Linked DNA regions of Homo sapiens: region 1 is linked to region 2. Evidence: chromatin loops called from intact Hi-C (ENCODE). Cell type or tissue: dorsolateral prefrontal cortex. All regions are shown on one strand.

Region 1 (8,000 bases), 620 kb before region 2:
TTTTCTAATTTAATGGTAGTGTAAACGTTTTTGGAATAAACATTCCTGTGGCTAAATCTTTGCATACTTCTTGTATTATTACTTTAAGATGTTTCTAAGAAGTAGAATGACTGAATCAAAGAGTGAACATTTTAAAATATCTTAAAATATACATTTGGTAAATAATGTATACACTGTAGAAAAACTGGAAAATAGATGAGCAGACAGAATAAAATGTAAATTACCTGTAGTCACCTCATCCATTATTCACTTTTTGATTTTAATCATCCTGGCCTTTCACATGTATGTGTGATTTTTCAGTCATACAGTGAAACACTTCCAGTTCTGTCTCCTTTATCTGATGCTTTCATGCTCTGGATCTTAAAACCTGGCCAGTCATTTCCCCAGTGATGGATGCTGAGTGTCAGCAACAGCTCTAGGTAAGTTGGCAACCATGACATGTATGGGCTAAGGCTTGCAAGGCTTCTCTGGCCACACAGAATCCAATTGCAGTCAGAGCAGAAACAGAAGCCAAGGCGATGCAGTGGGATCCCAGTTTCACAGTGACCATCCATTGGTCACTGTGACCAGTCACGATAGCCTCCACATCCAAAAAGTGATTTCAGTCTTTGGTTATGTATAGTGAACAACACCTGCACATTTATCTCCACTGTCTCCTGAAACTCCACTAAAATAGTAGTAAAGAAATAGGGCTGGGTGTGGTGGCTCATGCCTGTAATCCCAGCACTTTGGGAGGCTGAGACCAGGGGATCACTTGAGTGAGGGCAACATAGGGAGTTTGAGGGTAACATAGGGAGACCACTGTCTTTCAAAAAAAAAAAAAAAAAAAGAAAAGACTTAAGTCCTTCAAGACAGGGAGGACAGGAGAGGTGCTGAAAGCAGACAGGACAGGTTAGAATTTGGAAAATAGAAAGCAGGTGGGCAAGTGGTAAAGTGGCATTAAGCATGGGCTGTGTGTTGAAGTGCTAGATCCACGACTGAGTTCGAGCAAGTTAGTTAACTCTCCATGTCATGATAAATTAGAGGAAATATTATCATAATACCTACCCACAGAGTTGAAAGGAGTAACAGATAACACTCCACGTTAATTGCATAGGACAATGCCTGACTGAGTTGGTGCTCAGTAAATAGCAGCCATTATATGTATTATAACTGTTGCTGTTCCAGAGAGATCTGAGACCTCAGCCAGAAGCAGGGGAAGCTAAAAAGTGCAAATCAACTCAACTGGCCTCCCATGGAAGGTAAGGTACCACATGGAAACAGCAAGACCCTGCGGGAAGTATCCCCAGCCAACTCCCAGAACTCAAGTTGTCAGGCTCACACCATCAGGCAGGAAAGTGGAGGCTTCCCCTCTAGGAAAAGACCCCTTCCCACAAAAAAAAGACCTACGGATACTGACATTTAGGAATCAACAGAATAGGTCCTCTCCCACGCCTCTCAGTCAGCAAGTACCACCTACCCACGTAGTTTCTAGTTAACATCGTAGTGGCTCCTTCTTGGCTATCAATGGACAAGCAAGGAACACCAAGTATTTGAAGACAAAGTCTAAATGAGTGACAGAGAATCAGACTTTTTAAATAAGCAGAGAAAGGGGACATGATGGAAATAAAAAAATGCAGGTAGTAGAAGAAATCTGAAAAACAAAATTCTATTTCTTCAAAGACATGGAAGAAGAAACAAGAACAAAAGGCTATGAGGAAACATTGGAAGTCAGAGCCTTTGAATAATACTTAATGTGATAGTGAAATATGTTTAAATGTCAGATGACACATAGAATGTCAAAGCTGGAAGTTTCCCTAGAAGTCACTTACTGACCAACTATCCCCATGTGGAGGTGAGGAAATGGGGGCTCATGAAGGGTGAAGTTGTTTGCCTCAGGTGGTATAACCAGGACCCTCACAAATTAAAGGCGTGTATTCATGCAGAGGGCCTGGCAGTTGTAAGCACTCAGTAAATTCTAGTCTTAATAATGTTTATTAAGAACTTAGATGTTACTGCATGATCTTACTTATTTGTAAAATCTAAAAAAGTCAAACTGATAGAAGAGAGTAGAGTGGTGGTTACCAGGGGCTGGAGGGAAGGGTGGATGGGGAAAGCAGAGATATTAGTTCAAGGGTATGTAAAGTTTCAGCTAGGAGGAATACATTCTAGTGATCTGTGGCATAACATGGTCACTGTAGTTATTAACAATGCATATGTTTAAATGGCCAAAAGAGCATATTTTAAATGTTCTCACCACAAAGAAAGGATAAGTATATGAGGTGATAGATACGTTAATTAGTCTGATTTGCTCATTTTGCAATGTGTACATGTATCAAAACATCACATTGTACTCCACAAACATGTACCATTATTTGTTAATTTAAAAATGCAGAGAATCAAGAACTTATATGTTCAACCTGGGCAACATAGACCTCATCTCTAGAAAAAATAAAAACAAAATTGGCCAGGCATGGTGGTACGTGCCTGGAGTCCCAGCTATTCAGAAGCCCGAGAAGTGGAGGCTGCAGCGAGCCAAGATCACGCCACTGCACTCTAGCCTGGGTGACAGAGTAAACCCTGTTTTCAAAAGAAAGAAAGAAAGAAATTATATGCAAGTAATAATAAAGTTGTTTAAAAACTTTGAGAGATTATGTGTTAAGTATGGGGCAGAAGGCCTTCTTTTATATGGATTATCTCATTTGTGCTCACAACACACAGGTATTATTGTTCCTATTTTATAAATAAGAAATTTCAGGTTAAGAGAGTTTAAATAAACTTGTCAAGCTCATCCTGGTTACTGAGTAGTGGAGCAAGGCTAACTCCAGAATGCTTTCTCATAGCCAGAGCCAGGAGTAGAGTCCAGTTCTAAAGAAATAACATCAAAACTCCAATATGTTACAATTCCCACTGGAGCTTAGACCAGCGCTGCCCACTAGAAATATAATTTGAACCACATATGTAATTTTTAAGTTTCTAGAGCCATTTTTTTATTAAAAAGGTGAAGTTAATTTTAATAATTTATTTTAATCCAGTACTATCCAAAACAGTATCATTTTGACACGTACTCAATATAAAAATTACTAATGGGATTTTTTTACACTTTAAAAAATTCTAAATCTTTGGAATCTGGAGTGTAATTTACACTTCCAGCACACTTCTACTGGCTTAGCCATGTTCCAAGTGCTCATAGCCACATGTGACCAGTGACTACTGTAATGGACAGCGCAGCCATCAACCAAGGGGTACATCATAAGAAAGAGAGTCAATGGATGGTGTGTGTCAAGTTCAACCTCACAGTTTCTCTCCTTGTGTAATTGGCATAGGGATAGGTAAGCCGAGCAGGGAGCTAATACCCAATTAATTGTTAGGCTCAGTACCTATGTATACTTCTCCTGATTCCACCAGAAGGTGTCCCTTGTCTGTCTCCAAAATATTCCACATTGCCTCTATCCCAGCAGTTATCACATTCCATTTTAATTCTGTTTTTACATGCGAATGCCCTCCATCAAACTGTGGTTGAGGACAGGGTCCATTTCTTTTAAATCTCTGATTCCAAAGCACCTCTCTGTTGTGAACATGAGATAAAAGGATCCCTATAAAGCACTGGACACATTTCATGGGCTCTTGATGCTCTATTGGAAGAAACTAACAAAAGCATCCTTTTGTCACTAGGTGACACTCTTGTCCCAGCCTTTTTGTTTTTGCTCTTATTCTTCATAGTGTTAGGGGGAGCTGATTTTCACATTCACAAGAAAATAGGAACACCCCAGATCTTTCTGACTGACTTTCAAAGCTGCAAGTGACAGGATCTAAGATTTAAGGTGTATATTCAAACAGAAATGCCATTTTTGTGACAGTGCCCTAACTCCTGCCATGCCAACTCTTCAGCAAGTAGCCCAGAAATCTCAGTTTTCTTGGCCATTGTTTTTTTTTTTTTTTTTTTTTTTTAATCTGGCCAGTTTGTCCTGGCTGCATGAGGAAATTGAATATCCTGATTTGGAATGAATAGGAAAGGGATCCTGGGATAGTATCTGAGGTTGGGGTTGTTGAGATCCAGAAGAGGGGCCAACCTGTCCCCATTTGACAAGCAAGTGGCCTGATTTGTGACTCTCTTGAGAGGCCCACAGCCCCTCTTGCTGTGGTCTAATGCTCAGTGCAGAGTTTTTGGGGGATCACTGTTAAATCCACTCAAGGCTTCCATATTTGCACCTTCTTCTTATGAATCCAGTAAATATCTAGCAGCAGAATTGAGATTCAGAAAACTGTGCAAGACTATCCTAAGAATGCTGGCCAATTCTGGACATGGTGTGCATGTGTGTGTATGGTAGATTGAAGAAGGATAGTGTGGAGATTGCATAAGCAGCATAGGCTTCTTTTGCTGAAATGGCTTTTCTGTGCAGACTAACTTTTCCTCAAGTCCTGGAAATACATCCAGCCCAATTTATTGTATTCAGGCCAAAGGAGCAGTAAGTTGAAACCTGCTCTATAAGTAGGGTGATCAAATAGTCAATTTATTGTCAAAATCAGGACACTTTTTAGAGGAAAGAGTAGTGTTTTTTTTGTAATTGCACTGGAACAGCAAGCATAAATCGGGAGGCTCCTGAGCGAACTGGGATGGATGGTCACTATACTCAAGGCATGGCCAGTGCCCTACATTTGGCTTTTTGTCAGATGTAACTCAGAATGAAGGTTATCCATTCTTTTCTGGCTATTTTTCTTCCTCTATAGAAGAGAAGAAAATACCAGCGGTGTTTCCTAGTGTGTGACGAGTAGAGTGACGATTAGACCTCACTAATTTCCATGATTTTACCAGGAAAACCACTTTGCAGAAGGGTCCAATGTATCTGTTGCCCTGCACTGGATTCTGAAGTCCCTCGGAATGCTCACTGACTTCTGCATTTGGCTAACAGAGGCTTTAGTACCAGGAATTCCCAACAGCTTAAAAAAGTGAATCCATATCAGATAACAGTTTCTACTTTTCTCATGATCTGTTCTTTATTCCCATCTGATTTCTTTAATGACTAGCTAATTTCCTCCAGGCCTGGACCTATAATCCCAAATTAATGTGGACAGTTGCAGAGAGATATCTTTCTTTGCCTTATAGTTTGTATGTCTTTGAAGTGTGTAGCTAAAAGCAAAGTCTCCTCTCTTTGCTTGTTCCTTCATCCCCAACAGGGGTGTGTACCTCTGCACTATCTCCTAGAGGAGTGGATGTATTTTGAGCACTGCGATATAAAGAGCCAACTGCATGGTGTGGTGCAAAGACCACAAACTGGGTCAGAAGACATGAGCTCAGTGAACCTAGCACAGATCCTGACCCTAGCAGATACTCAGTAAATGTGAGCTGATTCCCAATCAGATCATTATAGTTAACCATTGCAGTGGAGGGAAGACTTCTGTGGCTTCTACCAACACTGTGTCAGAGGAGTTCTTTGCCTGGGTGCCCCCAATTCAAACCTAGTAGATGCTAGGACCATTCAGAGCAAGTGAGAACTACCAACACTGAGGCCTCTACAGATCTTTCAGCTTTGGATCTTTCAGCTTTGGAGCCTTTAAATCTTAAACATGATTCCTTTAGGTCCCTGGGGACCTGAATAAGAAAGAATCATATTCTACCCAGACATGAACGAGTAAGGCCTTCCTCTAACTCAGAATTTGACAGGAGAAGTAGGGAAGTATCATAAAACAGTGGACAGAATCCGGACTTTGGGGTTAGATAGCCCTGGGTTTTTAGTTGTTTTTGTTTGTTTTTTTTGGAGATGGGGTCTCACCCTGTCGCCCAGGCTGGAATGCAGTGGCGTGGCCTCCTGAGTTGAAGGGATTCTCTTGCCTCAGCTCCTGAGTAGCTGGGACTAGAGGGGCACCATGCCCCGCTAATTTTTTGGTATTTTTAGTAGAGATGCGGTTTCACCATATTGGCCAGGCTGGTCTTGAACTCCTGACCTCAGGTGATCTGCCTGCCTCAGCCTCCCAAAGTGCTGGGATTACAGGCATGAGCCACTATGCCTAGCCAGCCCTGAGTTTGAACACCCACCCTTACCAGCATCTACTTAGTCAAAGTCACTTACCACCTGGAGCCTCATTTGTAAACTGGGGATAATGAAAACTACCTGCAGGGTTGCTATGGCAATAAATACTACAGATGTTAGGTCCCAGCACATAATAGGCTCTCCATATGGAATCTATTATTATCTAAAAGGACAGTAACACTTAGGGTCAGTTGAGAAAATAGCTCTGTACTAAGAAGGGACCAATGACTGGGAGATGCCAGAAAGCAGACTCTAAAATCATAAATCTCAAAACAACAACCCTAAGACTGTACTTGTGAGCCATTTCAACTATGTAGTTTATAGGAGCAATCCCTTTACACTACAGCAAGTTAAGCTTCAACTTAAATCAATGGCTGGGCTTGATCCATTGGTAGTGGTTGTCTGAAGTGCTGGTTAAGAAATATTCTGCTGCTGAGTCAACTCAGTAGGGATGCGTGCCATGGCTGACTGATCAGCGATGCCTGCTCTGGGCACAGGATTGGGAAGCAGAGGCAAGTATGCCAAATAGTTACCCTGTGTTCCTCACCCACCAGCGGATGAGACTGCCCTTAATACAGGAAAGAATTTGCAAGTCTAGAGTAGCACTCAGGCTTTGGGTAGCTTAGGGGAAATAAATGAAAGGTAGTGATGCGCCAAAGACTGATGCAAATAGGAAGGTTTGGGAGATTGTGGGAAATCTTGATAGTATGTAGGCAAATTTCAATGATTTCCTAACCCTACCCAGGAGCAGCCCCACAACAGTAGTCAAAAGGGCCTGAGCAATTGCCTCTAAGAGCCAAGAGAAAATTCTGAATATTGGGAAACCCTAAGTCAGTCCACAGAGCCTGAGTTAAAGTGCAGGAGGAGATGGGAAGCACAACAGAGTATAAGGTAAAATTAAAGCAAATGCCCAACCTTGTCTTTGGAAACATTCGATTAAGAAGCAGTAGCTTGGGCCGGGCGCGATGGCTCACACCTATAATCCCAGCACTTTAGGCCGAGGCTGGTGGATCACCTGAGGTCAAGAGTTAGAAACCAGCCTGGCCAACATGGTGAAATCCCGTCTCTACTAAAAAATAAAAAAATTAGCTGGGTGTGGTGGCGCATACCTGTAATCCCAGCAACTTGGGAGGCTGACGCAGGAGAATCGCTTGAACCTGGGAGGCAGAGGTTGCAGTGAGCCAAGATCATGTCATTGCACTCCAACCTGGGCAACAAGAGCGAAACTCCATCTCAAAAAAACAAACAAACAAACAGAAAAACACTAGCTTGGAAACAGCCAAAATGGTCGAGAGCAAGAAAGCCTTAAATGTCCCACAAAGTAATGCTCCTTCCAAAAATCTAATGGCCTTCCTGTAATTGCTGAATGACGTCTCAATACATCTGTTTTGAGAGCTCTAATCTTGAGCAGAATTGAGTAAGAAAAAGTACAGCCTGTTTCTTTCTTAATGATAGAGTAGAAAAGATGACCTTTATAGAGGTCATGGAGATTATAAATAGCAAATTCCTATTCCTAGCCCTGCGTGCCCCCTGCCCCAACTCAACAAGAAATAGCAGCATTTGAAGCAGACCTTCTGAGTTAGGAAAAATAATCCTGAAGAACTTGAAGAGTCAGGAGAAAAGTAAAGATCAAGAGCCTTAACTTTAAGAAAGAACAAGTTTTGGAACAGGCTCTTCTTCTCCTACCAAGACTGTCATTAAGCAGGTTTCTCTTGACGTGAGAACAGCTGCTCATGTGGCCACTTTGTTGCTTGTACCCTGAGGGCCAGCTGCATGAAGGGGCATGGTACAGCTCTCCCCCTAATCTTTTTAAGTTTTTTTTTTTTTTTGTAAATCTTTTTAATTTTGGTACCATTCCTACTGAAGTCTTTCTGAGACAGCCAATATTCTTTTGTCTTTTCTTCCTACATTTTCCAATGGCACAGCAGACTGGGAAGCACCTGTGAGTTTTTCACATTTTTTGGCAAACATTAATATATCAATTCTGGC
Region 2 (8,000 bases):
CGATTTCAAAGGGCTGCCCCACAAAGACTGAAAGTAAAAAACTTTGCTGGTCTTGACCTTTCCTCTAAGTAAAATGGAAAACAACAACAAACGAACAAACAAAACCCACCTCTCCTAAGAACGCATAGTAAGAACAAGCTCCTGGCGGCTGGGTGTGGTGGCTCACGCCTGTAATCCCAGCACTTTGGGAGGCTGAGGTGGGCCAGTCACCTGAGGTCAGGAGTTTGAGACCAGCCTGGCCAACATGGTGAAATCCCGTCTCTATAAAAAATTACAAAAATAAGCCAGGTGTGATAGTGCATGCCTGTAATCCCAGCTACTTGGGAAGCTGAGGCAGGAGAATTGCTTGAACCCGGGAGGCGGAGGTTGCAGTGATCCAAGATTGTGCTCCAGCCTGGGAGATAGAGTGAGACTCTGTATCAAAAACAAACAAACAAACAAACACCAAAAAACTTCTGTGCAGGTTTGGGGCTCCAACTCACACTGCTTGCATGGTCTCTCCAAATCCCAAGCCAAGAAGGTAAAGTAGTAGTACCAGGCTGGTAGCATTCTTCTCCCTTATGCTCCTGGCCAAAGCAAACATAAATTCTTTCTGGGTAAACCAACAACAACCCAGACATACAGCATTCCTGCAGATAATGCTCCAATAACTATGAACTCACAGAATCAAATAATTTTTTTTTGTAAAAAAAGGAAACAAAGTCCAATAAGCAGGAGTTAGCTAAGAAAACCTGCAGAGGAATCACATTTACAAAGATTTCAGATGTTAACGTTAGTGTTTGCAGAATATAAATGATTTAGAAGTTTGAGGAAGAAATTAGGAAATCAGAATTACATACCAGGAAGAGACTGTTAACTGACTAGGTAGATTTCAAAAGAAACAATTGTACGCTCACCCCTCCCACTGCCCTCACACAAAACAAATGAAAACAACATTCAATGGATGGACTGAACAACAGATTAGGTGCAGGCAGAGAGTATTGGTGTACTGAGAATTATCTGAAGAAATTACACAGACTATAGTACGAAGACACAAAATAAATGGGAAATATCACAGACAAGCTAAAAAAAAAAAAAAAAAAAGAGGAGATTTAATATTAAAGTTCCAGAAGGACAGAAAAGAGAATGGGGAGAAGATACTAGCTAAGAATTTTCCGAAAGTGATATGATATGTGATGTGGTGTGCTGTTCCATAGATCCAGGACGCCTGAAGGGCCCCACGCAAAAAATAAAAAAATAAAACTACAAAAAAAACTCTCACCAAAGTACATCATAATCAAATTTCATATTATCAAAGATAAAAAGAAGCTCTTAAAAGCAGCCAGAGAAAAGACATATTTACAAAGAACTGCATTTAGACAGAGTTCAACTTTATTTTATTACCATGATTGCTCTGAGGAACTGATTCCTACATGCCAGCCATTAGCCCTCGTTTCTTTGAATGCTGCCCAGATGGGCCTGCAGTATTGCCAGGTGGACCTCTGCACAAGTAGTAGCAGTTACATTCATGTCTTATTTCAGGTAAGTGGGATTATGTCCATTTTGATGTCTCCCCTGGAAGTCTGACCTGAAAGGATTGTATCAACCAATCCTCTTATCCTCTGGGAAAAGGAGACAAAGGACAAAGGACAGGAAAGGAAGGGGAGGGGAGGGGAGGGGAAGGGGAGGGGAGGGGAAGGGGAGAGAAGGGAGAGGAGGGGAGGGTGTGGTCACCTGGGGCTGGCTGCAACCTAAGATCACTGTCCTTCTTACAAGTTGGACTTCTCTCCACGGACTCTCTCTTCAGCAACCCCATGAGTACTCCCTCCCCTCCCTCAGATTCAGGTGTAGTGACAGCTTGCTGTTAAAGCTCTGAGCTACTTTCTGCACCATCTCATGAGGGTCCCTTGCACTCTGCCCATGCATTAGTAAATAAACCATCCCAGAATGATCCTACCTTGGGCATGCCATCTGCTTCCTGTTAGGAACCTGACTGAATAACTTTCCAGCTTCTTCAGGACTCTGGAAACTCTTTGAGAGCTAGAATCCACTTTTCTTGCTTTTGATTCTCTCTGCATTTAGGGGAGAAATATTCCAGAAAGACTGATAGAAATACCAGCATTATGAAATAGAAATATAAAACACGTGCTCACCAAAAGCCTTCCTTAAACTCACTCTGTTTCCATCAAAATGAAACGATGGAGGTTGAGTACTGTCTATCACTCTTGGAGATGCTGTCTGTGTGGTCCACGTGTAGTTGGTTTCTTGGGCTAGTTCTCATGTGAAGCAAATCCCTGTCCCTAAGTGTCTCTTATCGTTTGCTGCACAAAATTAGGGAAAGCATGGAAAGTTTTTGGAAGTGTTTCATGAGACTTAGGAAGGCCACTGTAGCCCCTGATTAGCTCATTTTATATCCCTGAAGTGAACATGTGCCATGTCTGTACTGAGATAAATCACCGTTTCAAATAATCTCAAAATTCCCTTCTCTCGTTACCTCTGAAGCAGCCTATTTCCATGTTCACTGCAGAAAAGTCTCATTACTCAGCCGGGCGCGGTGGCTCACGCCTGTAATCCCAACACTTTAGGAGGCCGAGGTAGGCGGATCACTTGAGGTCAAGAGTTCAAGACCAGCCTGGCCAACATGGTGAAATCCCGTTTCTACTAAAAATACAAAAATTAAATTAGCCGGGCGAGGTGACGCGGGCCTATAGTCCCAGCTACACGGGAGGCTGAGGCAGGAGAATCGAGAATCGCTTGGACCCGGGAAGTGGAGGTTGCAGTGAGCCGAGATCGCGCCACTGCCCTCCAGCCTGGGAGACAGAGAGATACTCTGTCAAAAAAAAAAAAAAAAAGTCTCATTACTCAAAGTTATTAAAGCAATTGTTACCTTTGGTGCCTACCCTTTTCCTGGTCATATTTCAAAGCAACCTTCCTTGCTAGATAATTTATTCTATGCTTGTTTTATGAATGGCTTCCCTGTGACTCCTCCAGCTGCTGAAATCCTGCGCTCCCCAAATGGTGCGCTTGAGTAGCTGCTCTGCCCTGCGCTGCCCTCTAGCGGCACAAGTGTGTCAGAGCAGCGGCTCCCCTGCCTTCCCGCAGCAAGGGGCTGCCAGTATTGAATTCTCCAGCCCTCACCATTTCTCGGCCTCCAGTTTCCTGTTTCTTGCTAGAGTTCTCCCTCGCTGCAGCCTCTTGACCAGAAGAGGATCAACTTGAATGGTCAGCGGCTTTCCTGAACCCTAGTTTGAGTCAAAGTGCCCCCGAAATACAGAAAATCTTGCTGTACACCCTACACCACTTTGGAGCAACTCGTTCGGAATGCAGCCCTTTTGACGTTAACCTCCCATTCAGCACCCTTGGCAAGCTGAAAAAAAGATGTGGCTGGGCCAGATTCACCACCCTTATCCCCACCTCCTCTTACATCTTTCTCCACCCTCCCATCACACTCTCTCCTGACGGAGAGGAGCTATTTGGAAAGACAAAGTAACATGACAAAATTAAGTAATATGTCAGCATAATAATTGGAGGTGAGTGGTACCAGCAGTAAGGGTTGTCAGTCGTGTGGATGCTTTTTTTTTTTTTTTTTTGACGGAGTCTCGCTCTGTCGCCCAGGCTGGAGTGCAGTGGCGCTGGATCTTGCCTCACTGCAACCTCTGCCTCCCGGGTTCAAGCAATTCTCCTGCCTCAGCCTCCCGAGTAGCTGAGACTACAGGCATGCACCACCATGCCCAGCTAATTTTTGTATTTACTTTAGTAGAGACGGGGTTTCACCATGTTGACCAGGCTGGTCTCGAACTCCTGGCCTCAGGTGATCTGCCCGCCTCGTCCTCCCAAAGTGCTGGGATTACAGGCGTGAGCCACCGTGCCTGGCCCTTGTAGGTGCTCTAAGATGAAGAATTCCAAACTGCTAACCGTCAGCACACGTCGTTCATAAGAAAGCACAGCAGAGGATGCCATCCAGAGTCCAGGATGAAGCCAAGAGGGAGCCTCTGGAGCCGGTAAATCTGTCTCTGTTATTCAGTGATGAGGCTGGGACTCTCAAGGAAGGGCAGAAAGGCACCCAGAGGATTCTGAAGAGAGAGACCAAAGGGAGGGGCTTTCCAATGCCTATCTGAGGGGGACCCTTTACAAATTACAAAGTGACTAATGAAAAAGGTAAAAATGAACATTTTGCAACATTATCTACCCTCTGCATACTCATTTCTATTTTCATATTGTTTTCTTTGTGATAACGTATTTTACCTGCGAACTATCTCAGGTGTTGAAGTGCAAGTTAAAAAATTACATAAGTTGGGGCGCGGTGGCTCACGCCTGTAATCTCAGCACTTTGCGAGGCCAAAGCTGGTGGATCACTTGAGGTCAGGAGTTCAAGATCAGCCTGGACAACACGGTGAAACTCCGTCTCTACTAAAAATGCAAAAGTTAGCCTTGGTGGCGCAGGCCTGCAAGCCCAGCTACTCAGGAGGTTGAGGTGGGAGAATCGCTTGAACCCAGGAGGCAGAGGTTGCAGTGAGCCAAGATCACCCCACCACACTCCAGCCTGAGCGACAGAGCAAGACTCCATCTCAAAACAAACAAACAAACAAAACTGAGGTGTAGATTGTAATCTCAGAAAAAAAGTCACATAATATTAAAGTAGAAGGTTCAATTATTTCCTGGTGCTAAAAGAAAATGATATTGCCCGCGTCCCTAGCTGTCATCTTATGTTTCCCCTGTGAAATATCACCAGTGTATAACTCAGTAGGCCTCAACCCTGACTGCACTGTAAAATAACCTAGAGAGTTTTCAAACATTGAATCAGAACAGGGAGGTAGAGAGAGAGCTGGACATCTGAAAGTTCCCTGATTGATGTGAACGTGTAGCATGGCTTGAGAACCACATTAGCGTTCATCATTCCAGGTGCATTTGGTGGTGTGTCAGAGGAATGGGGACATTCCAACAAGATTGCTGTGAGGAGACCACCCTCACATAGCAGCCATCAGCCCTCATCATTCCTAGAGGACTACCCAGTCTGGTTCGTGGCATTCCCGGGTGTAACTCTGCTTACACAATAGGAATGATATTCAGATGGGCTCATTTCAGGTCAACGTGGTTATGCTGTTTTCTTCCTAAGTTGTTTTTACCCCAAATCTTCTGAAAACTAGAAGTTTATGGTTAAAAAACAACAGGTTTTAGTACTAGCTATTGGCTTTTTTCTTTTATTTTGCATTTGGATATTAATTTTCTCGGTTATATATTATTATACAGAAAACAGTTTCTCAAAAAAAAAATTCCCTCTTTTTCTTTTCTCTCTCCTTCACCCAGTGACTTCTGATTTGGCCTTTGAGCCTCCAACACTCTCAGCCATCCCATCTGCTCACCCCACCTGAAATCCCAGTTCCCCTCCTTTGAGCTCATATTGCATTTGGGACATTATTGTCTCTTGATTAATTCACTTGTCTGTCTGCCCACCTACACCGTAAACCTATAGAGGAAAATAACAAAGAAATACTTGTGTTTATATCCCCAGTTCTCAGTACAGTCTCTGGCACATGGAAAGGGCTGAAATATTTTAGTAAATGAAAGTTATCAAAGTTATGAAACTTCAGATTTCACTGGAAGAGTGTTTTCTTCCAATGAAATCCTGTTTCAATGCAATTTACGTAGTAGTGCTTGCCTGCCCACCCACTGTTCTGCTCCTAGAAGGGTGAAGTGCAGGGGTGGAAATGCTTTTAAGTGTGAAGGTCTGCTCAGCATTCAGCTCATCCTTCAAAGGAAACTTTTCAATTTCCCCTCCGGAGAAAGCGTCTGAAAACAGAAGTGGTCTGCTCTGCCCTCTAGCGGTGGCCCTGTGGCAGAACACTTTTAAAGATTGTCTTTGGAACTGCTATGTCAACGCTCTCCAGAGTGGTATTGGAATGCCAGTCTGTATAATAACCTGTATATTACCCAGTTATTATTTCAGCTTTTCGCCACTGTTTTCTGTAAGGGAGTCCTTTGCTCAAGGGTCTGTAGTTATATTCAGCAAGAACACCTCCCCAGAAGGAGGTTTGTGTGTTGAAGAACAGAGTCCTCAGCACTAGAAATCTCGGAGGGGTTCCTGGCAGCATCCCACAGGCCGCTTGAAATGTGTTTTTTTCTTTCATACTCCAGATCAAGGGTGTCCAATCTTTTGGCTTCCCTGGGCCACATTGGAAGAAGAATTGTCTTGGGCTACACATAAAAGATACTACACTCACGCCTGTAATCCCAGCACTTTGGGAGGCCGAGGCGGGCGTATCACGAAGTCAGGAGATCGAGACCATCCTGGCTAACGTGGTGAAACCCCGTCTCTACTAAAAATGCAAAAAAAATTAGCTGGGCGTGGTGGCGGGCGCCTGTAGTCCCAGCTACTGGGGAGGCCGAGGCAGGAGAATGGCATGAACCTGGGAGGCGGAGCTTGCAGTGAGTCGAGATCGCGCCACTGCACTCCGGCCTGGGCAACAGAGCAAGATTCCGTCTCAAAAACAAAACAAAACAAAACAAAACAAAACAAAACAAAACAAAACAATAAAACCACTACACTAATGATAGCTGATGAGCTAAAAATAAATAAATAAATAAATAATTTCATAATGTTTTAAGAAAGTTTACGAATTTGTGTTGGGCTGCATTCAAAGCCGTCCTGGTCTGCATGTGGCCTGCAGGCCGGGGACTGGACAGGCTTGCTCTAGATATTTTTCCTTACGGTACTGGAGCATTTGGGGAGATCAGGGCTGAGTAAGGCTCTAGGCATTACAGTCCCTCAGGGTTCATATTAAAATAAAATTCTACAATAATGACCCAATGTGGCCCAATACAGCTGACCCACAGTACATTATGAGGTATTTAATCAACTCTCTTTGGCTTAAAGAAAATATTTTTGTTTCTGAGTTTTATCGTGGTTGATAGTGGTGGTGTAGCAATTTGCTTATTTGTTTGCTGGGCTTTTTAATCAATCATGACGATAGAAAGCTGTTGTTGGGGCTTAAGGGAAGAAATGACAACCTAATCTGAAATGTCACCAAAGCCAGCAACTGTGGGGAACCTACCAAATAAAATCTGTTGATAAGATAAAAGGCTATTCGGATTCTGATCTGACAACCTTTTTTTTTTTTCTTTTTTTTCTTTTTTTTTTTTAGATAGGGGCTATGTGATGCGGAAGGTAAGGGAAGGTAGAGAAAAGTGTATAATATCTGCAAAAAGATCATTCCCATTGCCTGTATACACCACTGTTTCGTATGGACTGCATTTTTGCTGGCAAACTGCAAACACTTTCTCCAAACTGCAGACACATTTTGAGTCCCAACAATGTGCATGGTTCACAAAGCAATTTGTAGTCATGGTTTCTTTTACAAAATGATGATGTTTAAGAACATCTTGTAATTAGGTCAAAGGAAAACAGTGTTTATTCTATGAGCTGAGGATAGGCTGCAAGTCTGAGTTCTAATTAACACAGTGGTTGATTCACTAATGCCAAGTGTCTGTTGTTAATGAAGACATGAAAGCAGTCCCGCAGGTAACATTTTGTAAGGGGCTTCTTTACAGCAGCAGTTCACTTGGGCAAACAATGACAGCAATCCACACCCTCATCCAGTCTAATGAAATGCGTAGCTATTTACTGGATTCTTTTTACCTCAAACCCACTTGGGAGAAAATAGAGATTTTTCCCAATAAATGTGTACGGTAAGGCCTTTGGAAATATGCAAGTATTCATAGCTACAAGTATTAAACCATGCACTTTGAGCCAGTACGAATAGCAGCAAGGCTTAAGAGAGAAGGCTTTTTAAAAAATTTTTTTTATTTTTTATTTTTTTTCTAATGCTAGATCACAATGGACTTCATCAGAGCCCTGGAGAGCTAGAGTCAGAATAGGCCAAAGCAGGAACTCTTGCTCCACATTATGCTTTCTTTTTGCAGCATTAAGGCTTTGGCTGAAATGCTAATGATGAAAACAATCTCCTTGGGAACCTGTAGGTTTCCACCTTGTCCCAGGCCTGGAGAGATTAAAATGTTATGAC

The links. A loop is a pair of places that touch in the nucleus more often than their neighbours do. Peaks named below come from ENCODE experiments on the same cell type or tissue, not always from the same donor. Only the 100,000 strongest peaks of a DNase experiment are listed, where the experiment ranks them.
Region 1: a loop joins it to region 2, with 2.2 times the contacts of the local background. A loop is called at or near these places in 5 of 110 quality-filtered maps.

Annotation. Positions count from the first base shown.
Region 1 is chr6:53,100,818-53,108,817 of GRCh38, forward strand. It overlaps FBXO9 (F-box protein 9), which reads left to right. Exons shown (of 13, transcript NM_033480.3): 13 at 1-56. Among named protein-coding and RNA genes, the nearest start is that of FBXO9, 39 kb to the left of the region's middle. In dorsolateral prefrontal cortex, a CTCF peak has its summit at 3,664 (motif pointing right); no DNase peak of the experiment used is centred here; H3K27ac peaks cover 116 bases.
Region 2 is chr6:53,722,976-53,730,975 of GRCh38, forward strand. It overlaps LOC124901334 (a long non-coding RNA gene), which reads left to right and starts at 3,796. Exons shown (of 3, transcript XR_007059620.1): 1 at 3,796-3,980. RefSeq lists an enhancer at 7,259-7,776. In dorsolateral prefrontal cortex, CTCF peaks have their summits at 3,036 (motif pointing left), 3,235, 5,819 (motif pointing left) and 6,022; DNase peaks (open chromatin) are centred at 3,036 and 5,796; H3K4me3 peaks cover 274 bases; H3K27ac peaks cover 1,356 bases.